2 separate regions of the Homo sapiens genome follow, and region 1 is linked to region 2. The links are chromatin loops, found by intact Hi-C in ENCODE. Cell type or tissue: psoas muscle. All regions are shown on one strand. Each heading gives the region's core, and the rest is flanking DNA. Links, peaks and the distances in the headings are about the cores only.

Evidence for each region. Hi-C counts contacts between places; a loop is a spot of excess contacts. Peaks named below come from ENCODE experiments on the same cell type or tissue, not always from the same donor. Only the 100,000 strongest peaks of a DNase experiment are listed, where the experiment ranks them.
Region 1: a loop joins it to region 2, with 3 times the contacts of the local background. A loop is called at or near these places in 36 of 110 quality-filtered maps.

What each region holds. Positions count from the first base shown.
Region 1 is chr19:4,521,632-4,524,497 of GRCh38, forward strand. It overlaps PLIN5 (perilipin 5), which reads right to left. Exons shown (of 8, transcript NM_001013706.3): 8 at 900-2,454. The coding sequence ends at 1,897. Among named protein-coding and RNA genes, the nearest start is that of PLIN4, 4.6 kb to the left of the region's middle. In psoas muscle, for the core only: a CTCF peak has its summit at 1,828 (motif pointing right); a DNase peak (open chromatin) is centred at 1,840; H3K27ac peaks cover 711 bases.
Region 2 is chr19:4,266,058-4,268,994 of GRCh38, forward strand. YJU2 (YJU2 splicing factor homolog) reads left to right here. Exons shown (of 8, transcript NM_018074.6): 7 at 1,567-1,717; 8 at 2,527-2,937. The coding sequence ends at 2,639. Among named protein-coding and RNA genes, the nearest start is that of SHD, 12 kb to the right of the region's middle. In psoas muscle, for the core only: CTCF peaks have their summits at 1,098 and 1,769 (motif pointing right); a DNase peak (open chromatin) is centred at 1,744.

The DNA of each region.
Region 1 (2,866 bases), core at 266-2,765, 260 kb after region 2:
GAGGTAGATTTGGCTGGTGGAAGTGGTCGGAGATCCCAGAGCTGCCCTCTGGACTATGTCCCAGGGAAGTCAGGGGCCACCCTGACCTCACCATACCAAGCTGTGGTTTCCCAACACCCCGCCCAGCCCCAGGGGAGTCGGAAGAGCAGCCAGGAATGCGGTCAGAGGACAGGAGGAAACCCCCGAGACCAGCCTATGGCCCTTGCCCTGCCTCTGTCTTCCCATCCTGGCCAGTGCAGCTGGAGAGACCACAGCAAGACCAGCTCCTGCAGGACCAGGAGGTAGAGAGAGAGCTGCCCCATCTGACTCCTTCCCCATCTTTTCTGCTCCCTGCAATTCCATGAAATTCACCTGTACCAAGATGAGAACAGCTTCCATGCGGCCAAAGGGGCAATGCTGTTGTTTATTTTTAGAGACAGGGTCTCACTCTGTTGCCCAGGCTGGAGTGGAGTGGTTACTGATCCAAGCTCACTGCAACCTCAACTTCCTAGGCTCAAGCGATCCTGCTGCCTCAGCCTCCCGAGTAGCTGGGGCACAGGCTCGTACCATGTGTCATTTTAAAATTTTTCGTAGAGACAAGGTCTCCTATGTTGCCCAGGCTGGTGTCAAAACTCCCGGGCTCATGAAATCCTCCCACCTCAGCCTCCCAAAGTGCTGGGATTACCGATATGAGCCATGGTGCCCGGCTAATTTTAAGTGGTAATGCTTACCCCACATGGGCTGGGCAGTAACGGTGGATCCCAGACAGGATGACAGGCAGGTCAGAGAAGCACCATTCTTCTAGATCTTGAACTCTGGCTCTACACACCCCCTTCTCCATGTCTCAGCAGTGACACACCTCCGTGGCCCCCAGCCCCCTGGGACTGAGACTCACCCTGGCTGGAACACACACGTGGGCCTTTCAACAACAAAAAGGACCTTTATTCTGGAGGCAAATCCCAAACAGCAAAGCAAGCGAGTATGGCAGGCTGAGCAGCACGGCCCATGGGCAGAGGAGGGCTCACTTTTCAAAGTTCCAAATAGGGCAAAATGTGTGTTTCCCTAGGAAGTATTTTTTAAAAACATTTTTGAGATAGAGTCTTGCTCTGTCACCCAGGCGAGAGCGCAGGGGCAAGATCATGGCTCACTGCAGCCTCCAACTCCTGGGCTCAAGCAGTCCTCCCACCTTGGCCTCCCAAAGTGCTGTGATAACAGGTGTCAACCACCACACCCAGTCAGGGCTCACTTTTCAAAGCCCCAAACAGAAGGCATTGGGCAAAATGTGTATTTCTTCGGGAGGCTGTTACTATTATTTTTTGTTAGATGGAGTCTCGCTCTGTCACCCAGGCTGGTGTGCAGTGGCGCGATCTCTGCTCACTGCAAGCTCCGCGCCTCTCGGGTTTAAGCAATTCTTCTGCGTCAGCCTCACAACTAGCTGGGACTACAGGTGCACACCACCACACCTGGCTTTTTTTTTTTTTTTCTTTCTTTCTAAGTAGAGACAGGGTTTCATCATGTTGGCCAGGATGATCCCGAACTCCTGACTTCAGATGATCCACCTGCCTCAGACTCCCAAAGTGCTGGGATTACAGGCGTGAGCCACTGTGCCCAGCCTCTTGGAAAGATTTGGATTCGCTTCATGGAGCCAGGGAGCAGGACATAGGTGAAGAACCCAGCTTGTGGCTCAAGTTGGCCTGAATAGGGTTCGAGGCCCTGCTCCCCCGGGCCTCTTTGTCCATGTGTTCAAGGAAAAAATGGGAGAGTCCAATACCAAAAAGGTGGTCAGAGATCCGGAGTTGGGCCTGATTCCAAAGAAGGGTCAAGGCCAAGGCCTCGAGCTTACGTGTGGCCACCAGGGGGCAGCAGGGATCGGGGTGTGCAGGTGGCCTTTCCTCCCCGCCTCCACTGGCCCATGGGTCAGAAGTCCAGCTCGGGCATCAGGGTGTGCTTGACCGGGCAGCTGGGGGTCTCGGGTTCCTGCTCGCAGATGTCCCCGGCAACACCCATCCTGTCCCCATCCCCATTCCCACTCCCGTCCCTGTGCTCTGCCTCCCAGGCTCTCTGCTGGGCCGGCCAGTCCAGGTGCGCCCAGCGGGGGTCAGGGCCCCCGATGACCTCGTCCACCAGGTCCGCCAGGTCGGGCAGGGGCTCGGGTCGCTCCACAAGGATGGGCGCGAAGGGTCCCACCAGCCAGGGCAGCGGCACGGCCTGCACCACCAGCTCCAGCAGCTCGTCCACGCAGGCGTGCGCGTGGGCCACGCGACCCCGGCCCTCGGCCAGCGCGGCCGCTGGCACGTCCCTGAAGCAGCGGGCATCAGCGAAGGCGGTCTGCAGGGCATCCACACTGCGCCGCACCTCAGCCACCTTCTCCTGGGCGCCGGCGGGCAGGCCCCGCACGCTGGACTCCAGAGCCTCTACCGTGCCCTGCAGCTCCTGGGTCAGGCTGCGGGACAGCACCAGCGTCTCCAGCTCTGCCTGCAGGGGGCGGGGACCTCAGTTTCCCCTATGGACGCCCAGGAGGACTGCTGTCCTGCCTCGGTTTCTCTGATGGACCCACAGTGGAGCTGTCAACCTGTCTCATAGACCTCATAGTCCTGTCCCCTGTAGACACAGAATGTGACCCAGCCCTGACTCAGTCTCCTTCATAAACACACAATGGGGCCGGTCGCGGTGGCTCACGCCTGTAATCCCAGCACTTTGGGAGGCCGAGTCGGGCGGATCACCTGAGGTGCGGAGTTCAAGACTAGCCTGGCCAACATGGCGAAACCCCGTATCTACCAAAAATACAAAAATTAGCTGGGCGTGGTGGTGGACACCTGTAGTCCCAGCTACTTAGGAGGCTGAGACAGGAGAATCGCTTGAACCCGGGAGGCGGAGGTTGCAGTGA
Region 2 (2,937 bases), core at 215-2,714:
ATTCTCCTGCCTCAGTCTCCCGAGTAGCTGGGATTACAGGCGTGTGCCACCAAGCCTGGCTAATTTCTTGTATTTATAGTAGAGACGGGCTTTCACCGTGTTAGCCAGGATGGTCTCTATCTGACCTCGTGATCCACCTGCCTTGGCCTCCCAAAGTGCCGGGATTAGAAGCATGAGCCACTGCGCCCGGCCCAGAGCCACAACTTTAAGGAGGCCTCTCCACCACCTTAGCAGTGGCCGCCCCTCACACCGTCAGCTTGGCACTCAAGGTCTCTGCCCATTCTCCATCCCACCTAGCCTGCCCTGGCACTTCCTGAATCACACTGTGGCTTCTCATCACGCCTTTACCCATGCCATTCCCCTTACCTGGGATGCCCCCTTTGCCAAGCACTCGCTTGGTGAACTCCTACTCGCCCTTCAATACCCAATGCAAGACGCCCTTCCTCTGAGAAGCTCATCCTCACAATTCAAGCTCACGCACCCTGGCTTCTCTCTCACCCAGATGGATGTTATCCTGGGTATTGGTCTCCTTGTCCCTCTCCCTCCCCACACGGTGAGCTCCGTGAGGGCAGAGCACCCATTGGGACTTCCTTAACCCAGTGGTTACCACTTCCTCTATTTAAACATAAAACAGATTGAAGAGGCTAGATGCAGTGGCTCACGCCTGTCATCCCAGCTCTTTGGGACGCTGAGACGGGAGGATCGCTTGAGCCAGGAGTTTGAGACCAGCCTGGGCAACATAGCGAGATCCCGTCTCTACAAAAATTAAAAATGTTAGCCTGCCATGGTGGCGTGCACCTGCAGGAGGCTGAGGCAGGAGAATCGCTTGAGCCCAGGAGTTCGAGGCTGCAGTGAGCTATGATTGCACCACTGCACTCCAGCCTGGGCAATAGAGTGAGACCTTCCCCCCAAAAAAATTTTTTTAATAATATAGATTAAAGGGTCCCTTCTGTTGCAGTTAAGGAGCTGGAGGCCTTTTCTACCTGCCCCTAACTCTTTCTCAAGGCGGCTTCCTCCATTTTCACTCGTTCTCTCAAGTACATTGAGCACCTCCTTGTGCCAGGAACTGTTTGTGGCACCGCAGAGCCAGCAGTGGGGAAGACAGGAGCTCACGGCAGAGTTGGGGAGAGAGTTATAACAGCCAGCAGAGGGCACTGTGAGCGTGGACATGCAGCCTGCATGTGAGCTTGAACCATGATGGGCTTCTCAGAGGAGGGGTGTCTTGTGTTGGGTATTGAAGGGTGAGTAGGAGTTCACCAAGCGAGTGCATGGAAAAGGGGGCATCCCTGGTGAAGGGAATAGCATGGGTAAAGGCGTGGAGATGAGAAGCCATGGTGTGACTCAGGAAGTGCCAGACCAGGCTATGTGGGATGGAGAATGGGCAGAGGCCTTGAGTGCCAAGCCTAGGGCAGTGGGGAGCCATAGAGGAGTTTAGAGCAGAGGAGGAATGTGGTCAGTGCAGCAGTGGAAGAGTGGGCATGGGGCAGTGAGCAGGGGTTGTGGCGAGGGGCCAGACTGGGCCCTGGATCCGGGCCAGACCCCCACATGTGTCCCCATCACCTGCAGGCCCCAAAGCCCAAGAGGAAGGTGGAGGTCTGGGAGCAGAGCGTTGGCAGCCTGGGCAGCCGGCCCCCGCTGTCGAGGCTGGTCGTGGTGAAGAAGGCAAAGGCCGACCCGGACTGCAGCAACGGGCAGCCTCAGGCGGCCCCCACCCCAGGTAAGGTCACAGAGTTCCCAGAGCCGGGCGCGGTTTCTATAGTGGCCTGTAGGTGGCAGCAGCTCCCTTTGCAGTTACAGAGACTTCATGGGGTGGGTGGGGGCGGCCTGCGACCCCCACAGGACCAATTAGTGGAGTGAGCAGAGAAGGCAGGCGGCTTCTTTTTTTCTTTTTTCTTTTTTCTTTTTTTTTTTTTGAGACAGAGTCTTGCTCTGTTGCCCAGGCTGGAGTGCAGTGGTGCCATCTCGGCTCACCGCAACCTCCGCCTCCCTGGTTTGAGCAGTTCTCTGCCTCAGCCTCCCAAGTAGCTGGGACTACAGCACCACGCCCGGCTAAATTTTTGTATTATTAGTAGAGGTGGGATTTCTCCATGTTGGTCAGGCTGGTCTGGAACTCCCGACCTCAGGTGATCCACTCACCTCGGCCTCCCAAAATGCTGGGATTACAGGCATGAGCCACCGCGCCCGGCCTGTTTTTGTCTTTTAGTTGCCTTAGTATGATGTTTCCTAAGGCGATTAAGTCCACAGTGACTGGACTGTGAACTTTGCGCCATTTCCATTCTTGGCAGCGCACGTTGCCTGCCTGGGCAAGGTTTGCATTGGCCATTGTTCAGAAGCGGAGCTGTTGAGTCCCGGGTGTGCAGATGTAAATCTGCAATGGGTCCCATCAGGTGCCATCCAGAAAGGCCAGGCCATTCACATGCTGTCACCTCTGGACCTTGCAAACCTGCAGAGGTGGCCGGCCCCGTGCCTTGTCCCTGGCCTGTCTGCTGTGGAGCTGAGATGAGCTAACTCTCGCTCTCCCACCAGGAGCCCCGCAGAACAGGAAGGAGGCCAACCCTACACCCCTGACGCCTGGCGCGTCCTCCCTGAGCCAACTGGGTGCATACCTGGACAGTGACGACAGCAACGGCAGCAACTGAGCCCTCCCAGGACCCCCTCACGGGGTCAAAGTCACACGTCCAGCTTCAGCCACATTGAGGCCAGCATTGCTGGTGGTCAGGGCAGGAGGCCTTGGCGTGACTGGAGGCCGGACAGACAAGCGCCAGCGTGCTCCAACACATAGGGCCACCAGGGGCCTCAGCCCCAGGAGGTCCCTTCTCTGTGCCCTCACCAGCCTCTCAACACCTCGGGGACCCCTGCTGCTCCTGCCCCCACCTGTCACTGTGCTTAGGGCTGCAACATCCCTGGAGCAGCTTCCAACACTACTTCAGGGTGGCA